Regions from separate parts of the Homo sapiens genome. Here region 1 is linked to region 2. Evidence: read pairs that join two places in POLR2A ChIA-PET (ENCODE). Cell type or tissue: A673. All regions are shown on one strand. Links, peaks and the distances in the headings refer to the core of each region. The heading gives the core; the rest is flanking DNA. Region 1 overlaps RERE (arginine-glutamic acid dipeptide repeats). Region 2 overlaps RERE (arginine-glutamic acid dipeptide repeats).

Region 1 (5,373 bases), core at 216-5,215, 160 kb after region 2:
AGATAAGAACTGAAAATGCAACTTCCAGGCACCAGGCATAATAATTTATATAGACTCTAAAAAAGGATTAACTTTAAGTGTATTACTTCAACTTCACTCCAGTCCTTAGAAACATTTAATATCCTTGGGAAAGAGTACCATCTCTTCTTCCATTGAAGGCCTTGATATTTATAGAAGATATTGCCGGCCAGACGCAGTGGCTCACAATTGTAACCCTAACCCTTTCAGAGACTGAGGCAGGTGAATTCTTTGAGCCCAAGAGTTCGAGACCAGCCTGGGCAATGTGGCAAAGCCCCGTCTCTAAAAAAATTTAAAAATTAGCTGGGTATGGTGGCAGGCGCCTGTATTCCCGGCTACTCAGGAGGCTGAGGTAGGAGGATCATCTGCGACTGGGAGGTTGAGGCTGCAGTGAGCCATTATCAGGCCACTGCACTCCAGCCTGGGTGACACAGGGAGATACCCTGTCTCCAAAAAAAAAAAAAAAAGATATTCCCATCAAAAAATACTACGATATCCTAAAAACAAAGTTAGAATAAGTAAAACCACAAGCTTACTTCCATGGCCTGAAATGTCTTTGGCAATTCTATTGCTAAAAATAAAGCCTAGGAGAAGCCCCGCATATTTGTTTTTATATATATTTCTTTTTTTTTTTTTTTTTTTTTTTTTTTTTGAGACGGAGTCTCGCTCTGTCGTCGAGGCTGCAGTGCAGTGGTGTGATCTTGGCTCACTGTAACCTTGAACTTCTGAGTTCAAGTAATCCTCCTGCCTCAGCCTCCCAAGTAGCTGGTACTAGAGCCTGGTACTATCACAGCCACACAACACCATATCTGGCTTTTTTTTTTTTTTTTTTGAGATGGAGTCTGGCTCTGTTGCCCAGGCTTGAGTGCAGTGGTGTGATCTCGGCTCACTGGAACCTCTTCCTCCTGAGTTCAAGCGATTCTCCTGCCTCAACTTCCTAAGTAGCTGAGATTACAGGCGCCCGCCACCACGCCTGGCTAATTTTTGTATTTTTAGTAGAGACAAGGTTTTGCCATGTTGGCCAGGTTGGCCTCGAACTCCTGACTTCAAGTGATCCACCCACCTCGGCCTCCCAAAGCGCTGGGATTATAGGTGTGAGCCACCACACCCAGCCTAACGTTTTTGTTTTTGTTTTTTTTACTTTCTGTAGAGACAGGGTCTGGTCAGAGACTGGTCTGACCAGTTCAACCTGGTCTTGAACTCCTGGCCTCAAGCACTCCTCTCTCCTCAGCCTCCCAAGGTGCTGGGATTATAGGCATGAGCCACCACACCCAGCTGTTCAGATATTTTTTCAATCAACTAGTACGGAACAAGGGCTGTGCCAAGTGGCTTTGTAATCTTAGCACTTTGGGGTACTGACACAGGAGGATCCCTTGAGTCCAGGAGTTCAAGACCAGCCTGGGCAACATAGGGAGACCCTGTCTCTACAAAAATTTAAAAAATTTTTAAATTTTAGGTAGCATACACCTATAGTCCTAGCTACATGAGAAGCTGAGAAAGGAGAATCACCTGAGCCCAGGAGGTTGGGGCTGCAGTGAGCCAGAATGGTGCCACTACACCCCTGCCTGGGTGACAGAGTGAGACCCTGTCTGTAAAATCAACAAAAAAACCCCAAAACATGAAACACCCCAAGAAAGGCAGGGCTGAAAGTCCTAACAGTGCCTGTAAGTAATAAAGAGCAATGCACTATCCCTGAAAGAACAAGAAGCTCAATAAAACTTGCAAAGGATCATTAAATCTAATATATGCCTATGGAAACAAAAAGGCATTTAAATCGTAGGCAGTTATAAAAGCATAGGTTTATTGATATTTGTGATCTAAAAATGCGGCTTGATGCCCCTTTTGGAAAAAAGATGATGAATATGATGAAAAGACAGTCTTAAGAATAAATTGACTGGGCACAGTGGCTCACGCCTGTAATCCCAACACTTTGGGAACCCAAGGCGGGAAGATCACTTGAGGTCAGTTTGAGACCAGCCTGGCCAACATGGTGAAACCCTGTCTCTACTAAAAATACAAAAATTAGGCCAGGCATGGTGGCTCATTCCTGTAATCCCAGCACTTTGGGAGGCCGAGGCAGGAGATCACCTGAGGTCAGGAGTTCAAGATCAGCCTGGCCAACATGGTGAAACCCTATCTCTACTAAAAATACAAAAATTAGCCAGGTGTGGTGGCACACGCCTGTAATCTCAGCTACTCAGGAGGCTGAGGCAAGAGAACTGCTTGAACCCGGGAGGCGGAGGCTGCAGTGAGTTGAGACTGCACCACTGCTCTCCAGCCTGGGCAAAAGAGCAAGACCCTGTCTCCCAAAAAAAAAAAAAAAGGAATAAATTAACTGACAATTAGCTTTTATGGGGACAACTGCTCCAGGTGAAAGGAACAGAGCTGAAAGCAGGCCCAGCCGGGTTCTCTGATGCCAGTAGCAGTCAGCCTTGGCATTATAGGTCAGCTGGGTGCTTTCAGAACTTTCTTAATTTGTTACATTATAAGTCGACAGCTAGTAATCATCTTTCATTTAGGGTAGCTGGATTAATCCCAACATTTGTATTAGCAATTCTTCTGAAAATCCAGCCATCTTAATATCTTTCACTAAAATCAAATATAAAAAGCAATCTCTCATGATCTTTATCGATGGTTATTTTTGGCATACTTAATGGGGAGTATGCCAAAGCAGGGAAGCCACAGTAAATAATGAAAAAGCAATATAGCCTCTCTAAACTTCTGCACCACTAAAAAAGCAACCAGATTGGAGTTCTTTCTAAGCAACAAGTAGGTAACAAACGTAATACAATCAGCATTTCCAAAAGAGCATTTTATAATAAATTTTCTTTTTTAATTCTTAAATGGTACTATGGTATCAAGCATGGAAAGCACTAATGTTAGAAGTGATACTTACTAATGGTAAGTGCCTTACTTCAGCAAAAATAACTCTATTAACACCGGTTTGACTGAGTTCAATCGAGCCTCCCACCTCAGCCTCCTGAGTAGCTGCAACTGCAGACACATGCCACCACACCCAGATAATTTTTCATTTTTTCGCAGAGATGGGATTTCACCATGTTGTCCAGGCCAGTCTTGAACTCCTGAGCTCAAGTGACCGAACCGCCCCAGCCTCCCAAACTGCTGGGGATTACAGGCGTGAGCCATCATGCCCGGGCTGATTTGAGGTTTTAAATGACAAACAGCAGAACCTTCGCTGTTTTTAATCTTAACTTTTAAATTATTTTCAACACCTAAGCAATCTACTGATTAGCATCCATAGTCAAAAAGTAAAGATCCTCTTTCCAGAAAAATGTACATATATAGAAGATTTTGCCAGCAGTTTCAGGATGTTCACAGACCCTCTAAAACTTTCAAGAGACTTTATGGATTTCAGATTAAGAATGACGAGAATTTGGGCCGGGCACAGTGGCTCACGCCTGTAATCCCAGCACTTTGGGAGGCCGAGGCGGGCAGATCACAAGGTCAGCAGTTCGAGACCAGCCTGGCCAACATAGTGAAACCCTATCTCTACTAAAAATACAAAACTTAGCCAGGCATGGTGGTGGACGCCTGTAATCCCAGCTACTCCAGAGGCTGAGGCAGGAGAATCGCTTGAACCCGGGAGGCAGAGGTGCAATGAGCCAAGACCGCACCATTGCACTCCAGACGTTGCTCTGGGCGACAGAGCAAGACTCCATCTCAAAAAACAAATAAATAAAAAAAGAATGACCAGAATTTGTATAATTCAAGTCTTACAGGATAATAGACAATGCTTATTGTATGCTTGCTATATGCTAAGTATGGTGCTAAGAAATTTAATGAATTATTTTATTTAATTTTTGCAACAACCCTTTGTCATAGATAGTATTATTATTATACCCATACTACAAGTGAGAAAACTAAGAGTTAGAAAGGTTAATTAACATATCCTATGTTACCAAGAAACATGTCAAAAGAAAAAAAGTTCCCTAATGGAAAATGCAAAACAAAAATAATGATTTAAAAAAAAAAAAACCATACACCGGGCACGGTGGCTCACATGTGTAATCCCAGCACTTTGGGAGGCCTAGGTGGGGGGATCATGAGGTCAGGCAGTCAAGATCATACCGGCTAACACAGTGAAACCCCATCTCTACTAAAAATACAAAAAAAATTGCCAGGTGTGGTGGAATGCACCTGTAGTCCCAGCTACTCGGGAAGCTGAGGCAGGAGAATTGCTTGAACCCGGGAGGCGGAGGTTGCAGTGAGCTGAGATCATGCCACTGCACTCCAGCCTGGGTGACGGAGCAAGACTCTGTCTCAAAAAACAACAACAACAAAACATACACAGCCAGGTACAGTGGCTCACACCTGTAATCCCAACACTTTGGGAAGCCAAGATGAGAGGATCACTTGAGGTCAGGAGTTCAAGACCAGCCTGGCCAATAAGGCAAAAAACACTGTCTACTAAAAGTACAACAACTAGCCAGGTGTGGTAGCCCACACCTGTAACCCCAGCTACTCAGGAGGCTGAGGCAGGAGAATCGCTTAAACCCAAGAGGTGGAGGTTGCAGTGAGCCGAGATCATGCCACTGCACTCCAGCCTGCATGACAGGGTGAGACTCTGTCTCAAAACAAAAACAACAACAACAAAAAAACACTACTCAAATAAAACAGTTCAAACCACCCCTACAATACTGTCCTACTATGTGTGTTAACCACTCAAAAGAGGTCAAACACACAAAAAGACATGGCTAAAAGAATTAAAATGCTAACTAACTAATATCCTCACTAGTCCTTGATCTTCTAGTGAGGAAGAGGATGGGTGCAGCCAACATGAGTCCTCTGCTGCAGAGCCACACCCTTGACAATGGAGATAAATGTGCACGTATGTCCCCTTGAAAGGTTGCACCTTTCCTGCTTTGGCTAGAGCCTCTGTCATGGTGCCACGTGGTTTCTATGTAAATCAGCTGGCGGGTAGAATCATTTCTGACCAGTTTAGGGAGGTTCTGGGCAATGTTATCTTTGCCTTCCTACCTCCCTCACTACTCCCTCCCCACCACTGAACACAGTACTTTTTACTAGAAAACATCCAAGCTAACAGATTCTCAGTACAAGTAAAAATGTTGCCTCTCCAGCAGATAGAAAAATGAACAGATAAGTTAAAACTTACAAAATTAAATCTGATGTTTATTCCATCATTAGTGTAGAAACACAGATCACATATACCTGAATATGCAAAGAAAGTTAAATTATGATGCAATCAATGCTATCCTATAAAAACTAAATTAACAAAAATAGTCTATTAGGGAAGACATCTGGTGTATCATGGCAAGAAATGTTAATGATATTGTCTGCAACCCTGTAATCAATTTTTTCTCCCAGCAGCTCTCT
Region 2 (5,373 bases), core at 243-5,242:
ACAGCACCCAGCAGAGCTGCGTGTGGAGGCAACGCTCACCTCCCTCTCCATGGGACCTAAATGACCAGCATAGCACACGCTTCCTTCCTTCCCAGCCCTTCCTGTATTCCCAGCCCAGTCCAGACTAGACGTCCTTCTGACCAGAAGCTCACCTTAGCAAATCCCAACTGATGCCTCGCACGACGTCCCCTAGAGACCTACTGTCCTCTCACACGCAGTTCTCCAAAAGGCCTCATACCCCAACCCCCGAGCCCTGCTGCAGCTTTCTCACTTTCAGATCCACACAGAATCCCTTTTAACCCCTCCAGTTATAGGGCCAGAAGTTGTTTTGTCAACAGTAGCAATCCTGTCTCACCGTCTCATCAACCATGCCCATCCGGGTTCCCCCATCACAGTGTCAACCACTTGCCAAACCCATCTCCTTCTTATCCTGTGACCAGCACCAAAGTCTCTTCCTAGCTAGCTAAGTCTCTTCCTCCATCCTACCTTTCGACAGCACTCTCAGGAACGTGGAAAAGGTTGCCCACGGCCCTTCTAATAGTCTGTGTCTACCATTCTTGGTGCTCTTTATTCCAGCCTAGCCATCTACCGGTAGCCATACCTAAGATGTGAAACTACAGATTTTCCCTATTTACTGCACAGCTACCATGACCCCCACAACATCCCTCTTCTTGACTGTGTCCCTCAACTCCTCTACCACTTCTGTACTGGTTCCCCATGTTCTCTATGCAGCCTGGGGCTTAACTATCCATTATGTCAACAATGCAGTCAATACTCACTACCTCAGCTGGGCGCGGTGGCTCACACCTGTAATCCCAGCACTTTGGGAGGCTGAGGCGGGTGGATCACTTGAGGTCAGGAGTTGGAGACTAGCCTGGCCAACATGGCGAAACCCCGTCTCTACTAAAAATACAAAAATTAGCTGGGGTGTGGTGGCACATGCCTATAATCCCAGCTACTCAGGAAGCTGAGGCAGGAGAACAGCTTGAACCCGGAAGGCAGAGGTTGCAGTGAGCTGAGATTGTGCCACTGCACTGCGGCCTGGGTGACAGAGCAAAATTCCATCTCAAAAAAGAACAAAAAAAATACTCCTTGCCTCAACATCCCGACCTCCCACCAATTTTCTAGCCCAATCTTCCACCCACTTTGGCTGCATATTAGTGTCCTAACATCCTGGGACACTGGAAACTTGTACCCCAGATGAATTAAATTGGACCCAAGTTTCTGCTCTGTGTGTCTGAAGTTCCTCATGTGACTCCAGCGTGCTAATAGTGTGAAGTGCTGCTGTACACCGACAGCTCTCAACGTCTCTCACTAGGGGCATAGTCCTGATCCAGTCCAGTAGTTCTCAGGGCCTGGATGCCCATGTCCCACCCTAGGGATTCTGCTCTGACTTGCTGGGGTACAGGCCAGCATTGGGGCATTTTCAAGTTCTCCCGATGACTCTAACGCACAGCCAAGTTTACAAGACGTCCTCAGCCCACCTCCACTCTTCCAATGCTACTGCCAGACTGGTCTTCAAGGGCAGCTCCAGTCCTATCCTTCCCCACACATTCAAAAATATATAATTTTTCCTCGTTTCCTGTTGAATTAAACATAAACTTCTCAGTCAAAAGTGGAAGGCTCTGAATTAGCTACCTCACATCCTCCCCCACCCATAAGCTTCATCCAAACTGGGCAACAACTTGCTACTAACCAACCACTCAAATTCTTTTAGCCCTTGTTCTCCAATTAACTAACCTCTGTCAACTCTGCCCGGTGAAATCCTATCCATCCTTCAAGGTCCTCTCAAATAAGCCTCCTCTACAGCACCCTTCCTGATCTCCCTGTCCAAGAGCAGGGAGCAAGCTGCTCACCTCAGCAGGCCCTGTGAGCCCCAGAACACCATCTGAAGCAAAAGAGGCACTCAAAACAAATTTTCAATTGTGTGGCTGCTGTCCCCTCTCTAGATTCTGTGGTGATAAATCCAACTCAAGCACTCATTTACACCCACTACCCAAATCAGTCAAGGATACCACAGTGGGATGGCATGTCACCTGCCATACTGCCAAGCAGTTACCAAGGTTGGTGGTAACTCCTGCAGAGATCTTAGCAGTGAAAGAACAAATGCTGTTTGTTTAAAGTCACTGATACGCTCCCTTCCTTTTGTACACAGAAATCAATAATGTTTTTTCTAAGTCTTGTTTCCAAAAAACTAAGCCAAATAAAAAAAAAGTCACTTGAATAATAGAAGAACAAACTAACAATGATAGGAACAGAAGATTCAACTAGAGGAAGAATTATGAGAGCAAACAGTGGATACAACGGTCTCAAACATCCAGCAGAGCCCTGCACACAAGAGTAGGAATGGAAACGCAGTAGAATTAAATTCAGTATAAGATGAAAAATAAAGACCTTCCTTTTTCCATGTATATTTTTAAGGTAAATTTAATTATCCAGAAACAGACAAAAATGTTTGCTCTTCACCTTCAAGAATCCACCACCCCTTTTGTGAAGATACTCAGGCTCAGTAGAGTGCACCCGTACACATGCCCATCTTCGTAACGGAATGCCTGAGTGCCTAAGATGTTCAAACCAGTGGAGAGTAGCATGGCGTGATGCTCATGGACTCCTCTAAATGTGTGAGCAACCGGATTACACATCTCAGAGTGTGGCCTAAAAGCAAGATAAATCTACGTGGATCATTTGAATGTTTTACAGATATTTAAAAAGAGAGGGAGAGAGAGGAAGGGAATGTGAGCTGATTATGAAGTCAGAGAATTTAATGAGGGAGACAAGCTACCAAGGTCAGATTGCTCTGGGGTCATAAACTTGGAAAGTGACTATGAAGCTGACAAAGAAGTTGGGTTGTCTCAAAGGACGATCTGAAAATAATTTTCTACTTTTGTTATTGCTAAAGGACTGGAGAATTTCATTTCCATGGACTGAACTGAGCAGTAGGATCCCAAAAATCCAGAGCCCACCCCACTCTTTAAGCTGCTCTGAGAATTGGAACAGCTCTGCCTGATGAAATCAAGACTTCAACGTGGGAGAGATCACCACAGATCAAAGCTCCAGGTCTTCTCTAGGCAAAGCTCCTTTATTTCTTAGATTAATGTTAGGTGGGTTTTTGGTCGAGGTCAACCAGTTTCCCAAACCTTTGCTTATCAAGATCTCCTTAGGCCGGGCATGGCGGCTCACACCTGTAATCCCAGCACTCTAGGAGGCCAAGGTGGGCAGATCATTTGAGGTTAGGAGTTCAAGACCAGCCTGGCTAACATGGTGAAACCCTGTCTCTACTAAAAATACAAAAATTAGCCGGGTGTGGTGACACACACCTGTAGTCCCAGCTACTGGGGAGGCTGAAGTGGGAGGATCACTTGAACCCGGGAGGCAGAGGTTGCAGTGAGCTGAGATCACACCATTGCACTGGTCCAGCCTGGGCAACAGAGCAAGACTCTGTCTCAAAAAAAAATTTTTTTTTAATTCATTTTCTAAAATTCTCTTTTAAAATTGGATAACCAAGCTTACTTAGCTCTGTCACCCTAATTAATTAGAGGCCCTATCTGAAAAAAGAAAATGAGTAATATTTAGGATGAACATGTCTGTTTGGAAAACAGTTTATTAGCAAATGTGTGACACCTCCACAGATTTTAATATTAAACAGTGGCTCCCAGAGAAGACTCCAAGCTGCTGTTGAGGGGAGCACAAGGGACAGAAGAGCACAGAGCATGGCTGCAGTGATGGGCCATCCTTCCTCCCACTCTGGTGGAGTCTATGGTACTCATTAGCCTGCATCTCTGTAGCCTAGGAGATTTGGTTTCATTACTGTCAATGGCAAAGCTTAGAAAAATAAAAGTATGATCAAAACTTACAAATCAGCTTCAAGGGAGATCCCAGAACTTTCAGTAACAAAAGGACACTGTGTGTGTGTGTACGCACACATGCATGTGTACACGTGTGTTTTCAAATTTCTTAAACAGGAATGACTCTGTTAGCTTTAGATAAATCATGTGGCCAATTTTTCACCTGGGAAGTGAAAGGATGGGGCAGGCAGCAGACCAAGATGGGCTTAATCCTGACCTCCTGTCAAACACAGCTGCCAGCACCTCAGAATTTTCCCCTTCCCTTTCCTTCTCCTTTTCCTATAATTTTTTAGATTAAAAAAAAAAACTTAAGACTTGCTGGGTGTGGTGGCTCACGCCTGTAATGCCAGCACTTTGGGAGGCCGAGGCAGGTGGATCACAAGGTCAGAAGTTCGAGACCAGCCTGGCCAACATGGTGAAACCTCATCTCTACTAAAAATACAAAAATTGGCTGGGCGTGGTGGTGTGAGGATGTAATCCCAGCTACTTGGAAGGCTGGGGCGGGAGGATCGCTTGAACCTGGGAGGTGGAGGTTGCAGTGAGCCAAGATCGCACCACTGTACTCCAGCCTGGGCGACAGGGTAAGACTCTGTTTCAAACAAACAAACAAACAAACAACAAAAAAAAACCCCCACAAAACTGAAGACTCAAGAAGGGGAGTGGGGAGATCATACTTTCTTGAGGCCACACAGGTGGCAGCCAATCTGAGTACTGATACCCACACCTCTGACTCTCAGGCCAGTTTTCTCTCCACAAACCACCAGGCCTGTTTTTCCTGCTTCTGCCCACCAACCCACCCCAAAAATGAGTTTTCCATATAGGAAAGAGAAGAGCCTGGCTTATCTTCTTCAGGAGGTAACTGTGCCTTCCCCAGAGAGCTCAGGTGCCAGGACGTCAGCAGCCCTCAGACAGCAGAGCCAGGAGGGACACGGGGCAGTGGTGACGAAGCTGTTCAGGGCAACTCTGGGCATCCTCCTATTTTCAGAATAACAATCTTCCTGGTGTTCTTAGCAGCATGATTCCTTTTTTTATTATTATTTTTTATTTTTTAGAGACAGGGTATCGCTCTGTCACCCAGGCTGGAGTGCAGTGGCGAGATCACAAGGGAGCACGATTCCTGAACTGGGGGAACAGTGCTGAGTTGTATGGGAAGGTGTGTTAGAACAGCCAGATTCACCTGTGCTGCCCACTGAGCTCTTTCCTTCTCCATCACTCATTCTCCCATAATAGAACATCTCAACCACACGTATCATCAGTACACATCAGGTGATGTTGGCAATGAACGAGTTTTTTTAATTGGAATTTAGAAAATAAAACCACAAACTGGAAGGAGTTGGTTGCTCCTTCCAAAGCAAGCTACTGAGAGGAAAAGAACAGGGACACATCCAGTTAATTAATTCTCCCTAGACGGTGGCAGCTCAAGAGCTCAGCCAAAGAGGTCACTGCACTGAAGCAATGTGAGGTTTCTCTTCTGTTCCACCCACTCAAATGATATTTTCTTATTATCAATCCTGCTCCAGGTGCTGGG

Evidence for each region. ChIA-PET counts read pairs that join two places held together with the same protein. Peaks named below come from ENCODE experiments on the same cell type or tissue, not always from the same donor. Only the 100,000 strongest peaks of a DNase experiment are listed, where the experiment ranks them.
Region 1: POLR2A ChIA-PET joins it to region 2 with 11 read pairs; 2 of 35 experiments call an interaction of 5 or more read pairs at or near these places.

The regions. Positions count from the first base shown.
Region 1 is chr1:8,606,894-8,612,266 of GRCh38, forward strand. All of the region lies in intron 4 of RERE (arginine-glutamic acid dipeptide repeats), which reads right to left. Among named protein-coding and RNA genes, the nearest start is that of SNORD128, 110 kb to the left of the region's middle. In A673, for the core only: no CTCF peak of the experiment used is centred there; no DNase peak of the experiment used is centred there; H3K4me3 peaks cover 239 bases; H3K27ac peaks cover 3,342 bases.
Region 2 is chr1:8,450,364-8,455,736 of GRCh38, forward strand. The region is part of intron 11 of RERE (arginine-glutamic acid dipeptide repeats); the gene reads right to left. Among named protein-coding and RNA genes, the nearest start is that of RERE-AS1, 28 kb to the left of the region's middle. RefSeq lists an enhancer at 54-553. In A673, for the core only: no CTCF peak of the experiment used is centred there; no DNase peak of the experiment used is centred there.